Linked DNA regions of Homo sapiens: region 2 is linked to region 1. A link is a contact called in ENCODE Hi-C or POLR2A ChIA-PET data. All regions are on one chromosome and are shown on one strand. The core of a region is the stretch at or near the end of the contact, and the rest is flanking DNA. Distances in the headings are between cores, read along the strand shown.

Region 1 (6,711 bases), core at 4,157-6,656:
CTATTTTCAGAAAGTTTTTCTTCCCAAACTAAAACTCTGTACCCATTCAGTACGAACTCCCCATTCCCCGATCCTCCCAGCCCCTGGCAACCACTGTTCTACTTTCTGTCTCTATGAATTTGGCTACTCTGGGTATCTGATAGAAGTGGATCATACAGTATTTGTCCTTTTGTGTCTGGTTTATTTCTTTAGCCTACTTTCTTCAAGGCTCATCCATGTTATAGCATGTGTCAGAATTTGCTTTTTAAGGCTGAGTAATATCCCACTGTATGTTTATATTGCGTTTTGTTTATCCACTCATTTCTCTGTGGATACTTGGGTAGCTTCTACCTTTGGCCATTGTGAATAATGTTGCTAGGAACACGGATGTGCAATGTTCGGGTCTCTGCTTTCAGTGCTTTTAAGGATATACCTAGAAGTGGAATTGTTGGACCACATGGTGATTCTATTTTTCATATTTTGAAGAAAAACCATACTGTCTCTTTTTTTTAATTTTAACTTTTTAAAAAATTTTTTGACACCAAGTTTCACTCTTGTTGCCCAGGCTGGAGTGCCATGGCGTGGTCTCGGCTCACTGCAACCTCCACCTCCTGGGTTCAAGTGATTCTCCTGCCTCAGCCTCCCTAGTAGCTGGGATTATGGGTGCCTGCCACCATGCCCGGCTAATTTTTGTATTTTTATTTTTATTTATTTATTTATTTATTTATTTTTGAGATGGAGTCTCGCTCTGTCGCCCAGGCTGGAGTGCAGTGGCACGATCTCTGCTCACTGCAAGCTCTGCCTCCTGGGTTCACGCCATTCTCCTGCCTCAGCCTCCCTAGTAGCTGGGACTACAGGCGCCCGCCACCACACCCGGCTAATTTTTTGTATTTTTAGTAGAAACGGGGTTTCACCGTGTTAGCCAGGATGGTCTCCATCTTCTGACCTCGTGATCCGCCCGCCTCGGCCTCCCAAAGTGCTGGGATTACAGGCGTGAGCCACCGCTCCCGGCCTAATTTTTGTATTTTTAGTAGAGATGGGGTTTCATCATGTTGGTCAGGCTGGTCTTGAACTCCTTAGGCTGGTCACCTTAGGTGACCCACCTGCCTTGGCCTCCCAAGGTGCTGGGATTACAGGCACGAGCCACTGCACTCAGCCTGCCATACCATCTTCTATAGCATCCATACCATTTCACATCCCCACCAATGGTGCACAAAGTTTCCATTTTCTTGCCAAGACTTGTTTTCTTATTCTTTTATTATTATCTATTTATTTATTTATTTTGAGAATAGCCATCCTAATGTGTGTGAAGTGCTTTTTGCTTTAAGAAAGCCATCTTCACGAAGAGTGAAGTGTCCAGGAAGTGAGGAGCGGCCGAGTTGGTGGGGGTGGCGCCCAGCTCTGAATCTGCCACAAGTATTCTTTCTAAATGAAAAGGTTTGATGACCTAGCACGTTCCGTAGGCCCTGATTCTTTGAACTGGAGTTTTCCAATTGCTTTTGTGCCCATATGCCATGTGATAGTACCTTCAACCTGGTGAAATGATCAGGTGTCATCCTGTTTTACAGGAGGGGCATTAAAGCACTAGTCAGTGAAATGACGTGGATAGGTACTGACCTTGTGGACCAGCCCTCCCACTCTAACTCCTAATCTGGCACACATAGTGAAGAGCGAGTATTTTGGAAGTGTTGGTGTGGAGACGGAGGGATGGGAGGATAGAGACTGGACTCACTGTTTAGGAGAATTCTAGAGTGAATCCTCCCTGCTGCTTGCCCTGCGGAGTCACGCTTTCATATATAAAGTTTGCTGGAAGTGGAACTTTTATTAAAGTAGAGAACACTTTTCTGCACAGTTTGAGGTGCTTAAAAAGTGCCTTTTGAGGCCAGGCGCGGTGGCTCACGCCTGTAATCCCAGCACTTTGGGAGGCCGAGGCGGGCGGATCACGAGGTCAGGAGATGGAGACCAGCCTGGCTAACACGGTGAAACCCCGTCTCTACTAAAAATACAAAAAAATAGCCGGGCGTGGTGGCGGGCACCTGTAGTCCCAGCTACTCGGGAGGCTGAGAATGGCGTGAACCCGGGAGGCGGAGTTTGCAGTGAGCAGAGATCACACCACTGCACTCCAGCCTGGGCGACAGAGCGAGACTCCGTCTCAAAAAAAAAAAAGTGCCTTTTGAGCATCATGGTGGATGTCAGAGTTCGGTGGCAGCTCCCGTGGGGACCTGGGGTGTGTGGCTGGGTGAAGACGATCACCTCCCTTCTGTGGTTTTATTCCCCAGGCTGAGTTTGAGCCCCCAAGGCTCCTGTCGGTTCTGGTTTGTGATTGGCTCCTCCGTGCCCCATGCGCATGTCCAGCCGCCAGGGAGATTAGGCGTTTGTAGTAAGTGATTTCACTGGCCCTGGGGGGACAGATGGTAGACAGTGTTTGATCCCAGTCTTTGCAGGGCTCTAGCCCCTCGCAGCTTCTGCACCTTCTCTGCATGGACAGGAAAGTGGCCTTGTCACCTCAGAGCCACCAAAAATGTGGCTGTTTTCCATTTTAATTTCTTCACGGTGATATTTCTTTATATTTTTAAAATTAAGCAGTGGCTGGGCGTGGTGGTTCGCTCCTGTAATCCTAGAACTTTGGGAGGCCAAGGTGGGAGGATCGGTTGAGCCTAGGAGGTCTAGGCTGCGGTGAACTATAATTATCCCACTGCACTCCAGCCTGGGTGACAGAGCAAGACCCTGTCTCTAAAAAAAAAAAAAAAAAAAAAAATAAATAAAAATAAAATAAAATTAAACATCAAGAAGCAAAGTTGTTGTTGCTGAAGTTGGGGTGATAGAACAGGGTCGCCCCTGCCTGGAGGCTTTCTTCTCTCTGGGAGGGGTGGGGGTGCCCCCCAGGACCCATTCTCCATGACCCCTGACTGTGACCTCTTCTTCATGATTCCTGACCGTGACCCCCTCCTCCTTTGGTTTCAGACCAGACTTCTTTAGGGGATCCAGGACTAAGCCGAGGAAGGTGTTTCTGAACCTCAGGGAATCTGTGGCCACTGGCAAGCCAGCGGAAAATTCAGGTGTTTGGGTTTTTAATTAAATTTCTAAGTGGAAACCAGGAATGCGGTTAACCAAGGAGCTGAAGCGGTCCGGGTTTCTCATTCCACCCTGACTGCTGGGCGCTTTGGGCTTTCCTGGAATTGCTTTCCTCATCACCTTCGCTGCCTTCTTTTTCTGCTGTCCCCCTTCCCTGCTCGCACCGTTGTGATCGAACCTGAATGGTTTTCTCAAACCTTTCTCTGGGCCCTTACCATCCTAGGTATCTGTTTGTCAGGTACCAACTTAGGGGGAGGATGCCCATGCGCCTGCATTCAAGGTTCACCGCTCAAACTGGCCATTGGGTGATGTTGCTTGTCCCCGAAATAATGACCCGGTCCAGTGACCCAATTCCTTGTACCAACCCTGTGTAAGGATTCAACAGATATGATGATCCCTGTATTAGTCCATTCTTATGCTGCTGATAAAGACATACCCGAGACTGGGTAATTTATAAAGAAAAGAGGTTTAATTGACTCACAGTCCCACATGGCTGGGGAGGCCTCACAATCATGGCGGAAGGCAAGGAGGAACAAGTCACATCTTACATGGTGGCAGGGAAGAGAGACCTTGTGCAGGGGAACTCCTGTTTATAAAATCATCAGATCTTCTGAGATGTATTCACGATCATGAGAACAGCATGGGAAAGACCTGCCCCCATGATTCAATTACCTTTCACTTGGTCCCTCCCATGACACGTGGGAATTGTGAGAGCTACCATTCAAGATGAGATTTGGGTGGGGACACAGCCAAACCATATCAGTTTCCAACCAGCCCCTGCTGCCTGTCAGTGGGGCAATGTCCAGAAAGAGAGGCAGCCCTGCGGCAGGCTCGAGAACGTGCTTCCAGAGTTTTTACTTCCCTTAATCCTCAGAGCCCTGGGATGTTATGATCTCCAGCATTTGAGGCTTAGAGGCATGAAGGAATATCCTTAAGGTCTCATAGCTTTGAAGGATGGAGCCACAGTTCAAAATCAGGTCTTGGCCCAGGACCATCACTGGGCCCCTGTCCTGCCCCAGTGCCAAGTGTCTGTATGACTTTGCACATGTCCCTGGGCCTCTGTCTGTGGGCCCAATTCCTATTGGTCACTTTTAGTTGGAGGTTACAGAGAAACCAACTGTATCCAGCTTAAAACAATGGATGTTTTGGTTGTTCACATAACTAAGAAGTGTGGGGGTTGTGCTTTTGGGGTGATTTGTTGGCTCGGTCTCTCTCTCTCTTTTCATTGTCTCCCCTTCTGTATAAAGTTTCATTCTCAAGTTTACTTTTCTCATGTGGGCAGGCCTCCTGACTCTATAGATCTAGAGGGAGAGAATGGCTTTGTGGTGGCCTTCCTGAGAGCTGACCGTGCAGTAATGCTCACCCCTAGACCCACACCTCTGGCCAGTAGCTTGGGTGCGGGGGGACACATTGATTGACTCTCCCCTGGTCATGTGCTTCACATCTGACTCTGTTGTGAGGTTCCCCAGAGCCACCAAGATTCTGCAAATGGAAATTAGCGCCCTTAGGAAGCACAGGTACATGCAGGGCAATACCACCAATTGTTCACGATGAATGAATTGGACTCCTGGGATAATAAACCAGAATGTGTGCTTGCGGGGGCGGGGAATTAGTTTTGCTTACCTCTGTATACCTGGTATCCTAGGAGGGTGTGGGGGGCATATTAATGCTTAGCAAAAGTTGACAAATGAAGGGACCTCAAAAGTTCTTTCCTCCTTTGAATCTCTAAACCCGAGAGTCTGTTTTTGCATGGGACATCATCTTGTTCCATCAGGGAGCTGGCGATTTGGCTCCTGGGTCACTAAATCCAAACTTGTAGTTGATCACCCATGACTGGGTTCTCATTGACCTGCACGAAGAGTTGTTACTGGAATAAACACTGGATGCTAGAATGCCACCTGCTGCCTGAGATTTCATCAAAGAAAGGGCAACACGTTCCCTAGCTCTGAGCATCTCTAGGCCAATGGTGTTGCTCCCAGTCTACCTTGGGAGGCAAGTTCTGTTCTTCTCCTGGTATGAAAAGCCTGACGATGTGAGCTAGAGGCAATGGATTTGTGCAGACTTCTCACAAGGCTCCTGTGTTTGGCAGCCCAGTGGGGAAGACTGAGAATACAGGGAGGCCAGACAGAGAGCTCGTCCAGAAGCAGCCACACAAGTGGATTTATGTAGAGGGCTCCATTGTGTTCACACATTCATGTGCCAACTTGGAAGCAGATCTTCTGGGTGCTCCATGTTCGAGAGACAGCTTTGATCTCCAGGCTGTTGAGCTCAAGGTGGGAGACTCTGTTTTGCTTACTTTGTTCACACATTACACAGGTAGGCTTTGTTTGAGGAGCAGTGACTCACGCTCATGGGTTGTGTGAGCTTTGAAAGGAAGCCATGCGGCCCTGGCAGGTGCTCCCAGCTGTCCTCGTTTGCCATTGTCAGAAAAAAATCTTATTGTCATGGCGACAGATTTTTTTCTACCTAAAGCTTGAGTATGAATAGCCTTTTTTGATAGGTGATGAAGTGGGAGGAGAGGGGGTAGGTATCATGTATTAAAGGTGCCGTATGTCCTGTGGAAGTGTAGTTACTGTTGCCCCCATTTAACAGACAAGGATGCTGAGGCTCCCAGAGCTTATGTCAGTTGTCCAAAGTTACCGTGCTGGTCTGAGGTGGAGCTGGAACTTGATCTGCTTCCAACTGGACACGTGACTGCATCCATCCAGGCTTTAGCTGCAAGCTGGATCCTGTTTCTCTTGGAAAGTGCTAGAAGTCACAAATCAAATGGTTTTCACATTATATATTTATTTAGAGACAGAGTCTTACTCTGTCACCCAGGCTGGAGTACAGTGGCTTGATTGTGGCTCACTGCAGCTTCAACCTCTGGGGCTCAAGCAATCCTCCTTTCTCAGCCTCCTGAGTGGCTGGGACTATAGGCATGCACTACCACATCTGGCTAATTTTTTGATTTTTTTGTAGAGACAAGGTCTCCCTGTGTTACCCAGGCTGGTTCGTGAACTCCTGGGCTCAAACGATCCTCCAGCCTCCACCTCCCAAAGTGCTGGAGTCATAGGCATGAGCCTGGCCTCATAATACTTCTATCGCTATGATTCATCCTTCACTTCTTCCTCCTAGTAACCCACTGACAGCTTTAAAACAGTGCTTCTCCTTCCCTCTGCTCATAGAGGTGAGACATACATCCTTTCAGGAGTGTAGCTGGAAATAGACTCCTCCCTTCCCTACAGATGGGACAGTAAAGTCAATGTTAAGGTCATTAATACTAAGATCAGCTGAGAGGTTGGTTGACCAGTTTTCCCTGATGAGAAACTCTCATTCAGTGCTGCCAGGTTCTGGGCTTTTCCTCCAGCTCTGCCTCTTCTCTCTTGCTGTCCTCAGGTTTCTCTCTGCAGACGTTAAATCTGGTTTGGAGAGCTAGAAGTGATGTTCGTCCTTAAAACCAGTACGTTTGCCCACAGTACTGTCCTGACTGTATTTGCTTAGGAGATGTGCATGTCCAAAGCATGCGTCAGCATCACGGATTCCCCTATTGTTGAAATCCCATGAAGGATGCTGAAGTCAGGGCACGCTTAGTTGAAATTCTATCACATTTTCCACCTGTGATCGTTGGTGTTTAGAGGGATGATTCTGAGGGGCAGGGGGAAGGGGTGTCCCAGC
Region 2 (5,771 bases), core at 616-3,115, 790 kb before region 1:
GCCAGCCTACTTCTGCTCCCTGCCTTCTTCCCACCTGCCTTCCCTCTGTCTCTCTGGCTTTGTTCATTCCACAAATACTGAGTGTCTTATGAGCCCGTGCCATGCTAGATGCTAGGGACACAACAGTGAGACCAGCAAGGTCCCCACCCTAGTGCGGGGGACAGATCATAAGCAAGTTGATGAAGTAAATGCAGACGGGGGTCAGCACAGGTGACCTAAGAGTGAGGCAGGAGTGGGTGGATGGCTCTGGATAGGCTCACCCACAAAGCCCTCCCTGAGGAGGTGAGATTTGAATGAGAAGAGGCCGGCAGGGGCCAGGCATGGTGGCTCACGCCTGTAATCCCAGCACTTTGGGAAGCCAAGGCAGGTGGATCACCTGAGGTCAGGAGTTTAAGACCAGCCTGGCCAACATGGTGACACCCTGTCTCTACTAAAAATATAAAAAATTATCCAGGCATGGTGGTACGTGCCTGTAATCCCAGCTACTTGGGAGGCTGAGGCAGGAGAATCACTTGAACCCGGGAGGTGGAGGTTGCAGTGAGCCGAGATTGTGCTACTGCTGCACTCTAGCCTGGGTGACAGAGTAAGACTCTGTCCCAAAAAAAAAAAAGACAAGAGGCCAGCCATGAGATGCTCTCAGGAGGTGGCAGAGGGTGCTGGGGGCTCCAGGCAGAGGGAACCGCAGGTGCTAAGGCCTAGGGGCTGGAGAGGAACCCGGGAACGCAGAGAAAGCCAGGTGGCTTGCAGGAAAATGGGGCGAGAGCTCAGGCTGGGGGATTGGGATTGGGATTAATTATAAGTACAATGGACCACACATGGTATCTCACACCTGTAATCCCAGCACTTTGGGAGGCCGAGGTGGGTGGATCATTTGAGGTCAGGAGTTCAAGACCAGCCTGGCCAACATGATGAAACCCTATCTGTACTTAAAAAACTACAAAAATTAGCTGGGCATGGTGGTGCACCCTTCTCCAATCCCAGCTACTCAGGAGGCTGAGGCAGGAGAATCGCTTGAACCTGGGAGGTGGAGGTTGCAGTGAGCTGAGATTGTACCACTGCACTCCAGCCTGGGTGACAGAGCAATAATCTGTCTTAAAAAATAAAAAAATTTAAAAAGTATGCTGGGAAGCCATGGGAGGGCTTGAGCAGTTGAGCAACAGGGTCTGGTTTACATTTAGAGAAAAGTGCTCCGGCTGCTGTGCAGAAGATGGCCTGGTGGAGGGGAGAGAGTAGAGGCAGGGAGGGGAGATCGGGAGGCTGAAGGGTGGCGGGTGCAGAGGAGAGGGCGCTGGTGAGAATCCTGCTGCCTGTGTGCAGAGCGAGCCTGGTAGTCAGGCACTGTCACACTTAACCCTCCCAGAAGCCCCGTGGACAGGCAGGGCAGGCAGCACCCTCATCTCACGATGAGCCGGGGTCACCCAGGAAGTTATACTACTTGTCCAGGGTTGCCCAGCTGGTCACTGGGGCAGCAGAGGCTGGAACCCAGGATTTCTGAGAGAACCAAGTGTTCTGTCCTCGTGGACTGGAATACTGGCCTTTTGCCCCGGCCTCCCTTGAGCATCTTGTTCAACCTGCTGCTTCCTATGCTGTCAGTGACATGTGGCTTTTAAAGAGCTGCAGAGGGCACACCTGTGGCATCAGTTCCTCATTATGACCCTCTCTGGGGACAAGCCCTGGCTCCAGGGAACCCTTTCCCTCCACTACCCCCAGGGTCTGACGGTGGCCAGAATGAGCGTGAGCTGCTGAATATACAAGTCTGTCCGTCCGCCTCCTGTCCCGGCCACTCTTTTGTCAGTGCCATCTGCCAGATGCGAACCCCAGGGAACCCGAGGCTTCCGTCACTGCGGCAGCAGGACAACATGTTCTGTCCCACGTCCCTGTAGCACAGGGGAGGCAGGAAGGGCCCCCTGAGCTCACCTCCCTCCTTCAAAGACACTCGCTGACTCTGCCTCCTGGGGCTGGAGCCGGAAGCAGGTCCGGATTAGCTCCAGCGTGGTGGGGAGGCAGCGCCGGACAATAATAGCCTGGTCATCCTCCCTGGGCCAGCTGGGGATGCCGCAGATTGGGACGCTTCCTGCCCTTCCTCTGTCCTCCCCATCAGGGGAGCCCCCACCCCCATGATTTTGGGGTTGCCACAGGGTTCTTGGTCCGAGAAAACATTTCTCCCAGAGGGTCTGACTGTCCTTGGCGTGGCTCCCCCTGACTGCGTGGGGCCTCTGTGACAAGCCCTGGAGCCCCAGGAGGAGAGGAAGGCCATCTCCGTCTGCTGTGGTTCTGGTGTCTTCTTTGTTTAGCGCCTACCGAATATTCTGAGGCCCAGACACCCCCACCTTCTCCACGAAAGCCAAAAGACGAACCCCGCAAAGCCAGGAAATGGCCTTGCCCCACGATGACCCCGGGGGTGTGACAGCTTGTCCCACACTCATAGCCCGGGCTCAGAGCCACTTAGCAGGGAGAAGCCTGAATTCTGCAACTTGAGGGAAAAATCGAGTTCTCTTTCTTCCCAGTTCTTAGGACTCTGATACTGGAAAGTTGAGAGAGGAGAGGAAGGGGGCCTGATGGCCTCCAGTGACCCCTCCTGCCCGCCCTTTCTGCCGAGCCCCACGCTCTTGTTCCTCCCGGGCTCAGACCCAATACTCCCGCTAGCTCCTTGGAGCTGAACCCGAGGCTTTGAACTTCCACAGAAGAAGGAAACAAAAACCCTTTGCTGTCTCCCGCAGCCCCCAGCGCTCCCAGCTCGGTCAAGTTCAGTGAGCTGACCACAACCTCAGTGAATGTGTCCTGGGAAGCCCCGCAGTTCCCCAATGGCATCCTGGAGGGCTACAGGCTGGTGTACGAGCCCTGCAGCCCCGTGGATGGTGAGTGGACCCCCCAGCACAGCTCCCCAGCCCCCCACTTTGCAAAAGCTCGCTCTCATCTCAGCGCCCATCACAGCCACTACACATGAGTGAGATTCGGTGAGAGTCTCCCCATCTTATAAACACGGAAACTGAGTCCCAGACAAGGGAAAGTGCATTTCCAAGGTAAAACAACAGCAAGTTGAGGGCAGAGTTGGAAGAGAGATCCAGGTCTCCTAACTTCCAGGCAGAGAATCGTTAAATATATTCTTCCCCCTTTGGTCAACGGAAACAGGGAGGAAAGGAAGGGAAACCTGAGTGGACAGGGCTCTGTTGAGACCATAAAGAAGGGGGGCAGCCAAGGACGGTGGCTCACGCCTGTAATGACAGCACTTTGGGAGGCTGAGGCGGGTGGATCACCTGAGGTCAGGAGTTCCAAGACCAGCCTGGCCAACATGGTGAAACCCCGTCTCTACTGAAAATACAAAAATTAGCCGGGTGTGGTGGTGGGTACCTGTAGTCTCAGCTACTCGGGAAGCTGAGGCAGGAGAATCGCTTGAACCCGGCAGGCAGAGGTTGCAGTAAGCCGGGATCACGCCACTGCACTCCAGCCTGGGCGACAGAGCTAGATTCCATCTCAAAAGGAAAAAAGAAAAGAAAAAGAAGAGGGGAGCCCCTGAGGGTCCTACTTTGCCCTTTCCCAAACCTTAGGGTTCTCAGCTTTACTGTGGGTTAGTCCTTCTTTAGCTTTGGTGGGAGTCAGGAACCCCTTGGAGAATCTGATGAGAATCTGACCAAAGCTTCAGAGCCTCTCCCCAGGAAGATACACAAGACCAAGGAGGTCCCTGCACCCCCCACTGCTATCTGCGGACCCCAGATCAAGAGCCCTGCTCTGCAAATGACCTCGCTCTTGTCCTTAACCCTGTTCATCTGACTGGTCTTCTGACCCCTTCCTCCGGGCCCCAGCTGGGAACCTGCCCATTTCTGGGCTCCTAGGCTGGGCTGCGCAGCCCCTGACAATGGGCATCTGGTACCTGCCAGCTTTCTACCCCTGGTAACATGCCAAGAAATCCCTGCCATTTTGTTATGAACAACCATCCTATGAGGATGGGATTTAGGCAGGAAGGAAACTGCGTTCCTCACTGCCTGGGACTAGTCCCAGCCAGGTGCTGGGGGTGTGGCTGACCTCTGGAGCCACCCCTCTCACTCTCACCCCCTCCAATCACGGAGCCTGGCAAGAACAAGGGGCAGAGACCTGGGAACATCGTTGTGACCAGCAGTTCTCGGTGAGCCTAGGGAACAATGGCCCTCAGTCTTCCCTGCTACCACCTGGGTGCCAGCAGCTCGTTCTGCAAAGGGGAGCTGTGTGTTAGAACACCAGGGGGGAGCCAGGCCCCAGCAGGAGATCCAGTCAGGTGCAGGGCCGGAGTGGGGCAGAGGACAGCAGTCCCCGAGACAAGGTACAGGGGGCCAGCACAAGCCCTCTTCACAGGGGCCTCAACCTGGCCTGTCCAGGACCCTCTCAACTTGAGGATGTGAGCTCTTTGCCTTCCAATTCCACAGTCTGGTGGGATCTGGACTGTGTGGCTCAACTCCACACCCCTACACATTCCCATCTTCCCATAATAGTTCAGTTAATAAGTACAGCAAGACAAGGCCCCGCCTGGACAGCCCAGTGTCCACACCCCAGTTCATCCTGGGTTCAGGTCAATAGCAAACCAGCCTCACAAAAGCCCAGCAGCCCCCACTGTCCTGTAGGGAAAACCAAGGTCCAGGCAGATGAGGGCTTTGTTCAGAATTGTCAAGGAGCAGGTAGCCAGAGTCCCTGTTCCTGGTCCCAGGGTCATTTCATTCTTTCAGGAAGCCCCTCTGAGCCTACATTGTTCCATCATTTAGTAATCCACTTAGCGGCCGGGTGCAGTGGCTCACACCTGCAATCCCAGCACTTCGGGAGGCCGAGGCGGTGGATCACCTGAGTTCAGGAGTTCGAGACCAGCCTGACCAACGTGGCAAAATCCTGTCTCTACTAAAAATACAAAATTAGCTGGGTGTGGTAGTGGACGCCTACTCGGGAGGCTGAGGCAGGAGAATCGCTTGAACCCAGGAGGCGGAGGTTTCAGTGAGCTGAGATCGCGCCATTGCACTCCAGCCTGGGCAACAATAGTGAAAATCCACCTCAAAACGATAATATTAGTAATCCACTTAGTCAATAAATAGGTCAGGCACCTACATGCTCTGTTATTTTACTTAAAGCTCATAGCATCCCTGCCTAAGATGCTGTGGACACCCTCACTCGGCAGAACAAACTGAAGCCAAGTTAAGGGACATGCCGGGGCCGGCGCCATCACTGGGTCTGAGCCCAGCCTATTGGCTGCAAGGCCTGTCTTTCACTGGTGACTGGCGTGCTCGATGGACATGGGAAATGACACTAACCCCGGCTCCCAGGGAGGCTGGCAGTCAGGAGTATTTGGATTCGCGAAGCACAGAGTGCAAACCCCCACCTCCTGAAAGCTGGCTCAAGCGTCCCCTCTAGTTGCTGTGATTTGGGGTGCTGAGGCATCCTCACTTTTGCCCTAAAAAGCTTGGTGGACTGGGCATAGTGGTTCATGCCTATAATCCCAGCACTTTGAGAGGCCAAGGTGGGAGGATCACTTGAGGCCAGGAGTTCGCGACCAGCCTGGGCAACATAATGAGACCCTGTCTCTACAAAAATTTAAAAATTAGCCAGGCATGATGGTGCACACCTACAGTCTTAGCTACTTGGAAGGCTGAAAGTGGCAGGACGGCTTGAACCCAGGAGGTCGAGGCTACAGTGAGCCATGATTGTGCCTGAGCAACAGAGCAAGACCTTGTCTTAAAAAAAAAAAAAAAATTGTGGCAGATATAGGTGCTGGAGGGCCATGTGAGCTCCTGGCTGAACCCCAGAGGTGGAGC

What was found. A loop is a pair of places that touch in the nucleus more often than their neighbours do. ChIA-PET counts read pairs that join two places held with the same protein, here RNA polymerase II (POLR2A). Pooled maps may share reads with other maps.
Region 2: a loop to region 1 is called in a pooled map, with 2.0 times the contacts of the local background. The contact joins two enhancer-like sites. A Hi-C loop is called at or near these places in 9 of 168 maps with a recorded cell type or tissue (CD4-positive, alpha-beta T cell, CD8-positive, alpha-beta T cell, HL-60/S4 and 5 more), 21 of 37 single-sample maps with no recorded cell type and 18 of 50 pooled maps. POLR2A ChIA-PET finds 5 or more read pairs at or near these places in 3 of 52 experiments (CD4-positive, alpha-beta T cell, T-cell and WTC11).

Annotation. Positions count from the first base shown.
Region 1 is chr17:72,579,371-72,586,081 of GRCh38, reverse strand. All of the region lies in intron 1 of LINC00673 (long intergenic non-protein coding RNA 673), which reads left to right. Among named protein-coding and RNA genes, the nearest start is that of LINC00673, 10 kb to the left of the region's middle. Within about 2 kb of position 5,406, at least 5 of the 41 ENCODE cell types and tissues checked have a DNase peak (open chromatin) inside an H3K27ac peak, as active enhancers do.
Region 2 is chr17:73,362,345-73,368,115 of GRCh38, reverse strand. SDK2 (sidekick cell adhesion molecule 2) reads left to right here. Exons shown (of 45, transcript NM_001144952.2): 38 at 2,721-2,858. Among named protein-coding and RNA genes, the nearest start is that of CDC42EP4, 53 kb to the right of the region's middle. RefSeq lists enhancers at 2,627-3,129, 3,594-4,569. Within about 2 kb of position 1,865, at least 15 of the 41 ENCODE cell types and tissues checked have a DNase peak (open chromatin) inside an H3K27ac peak, as active enhancers do.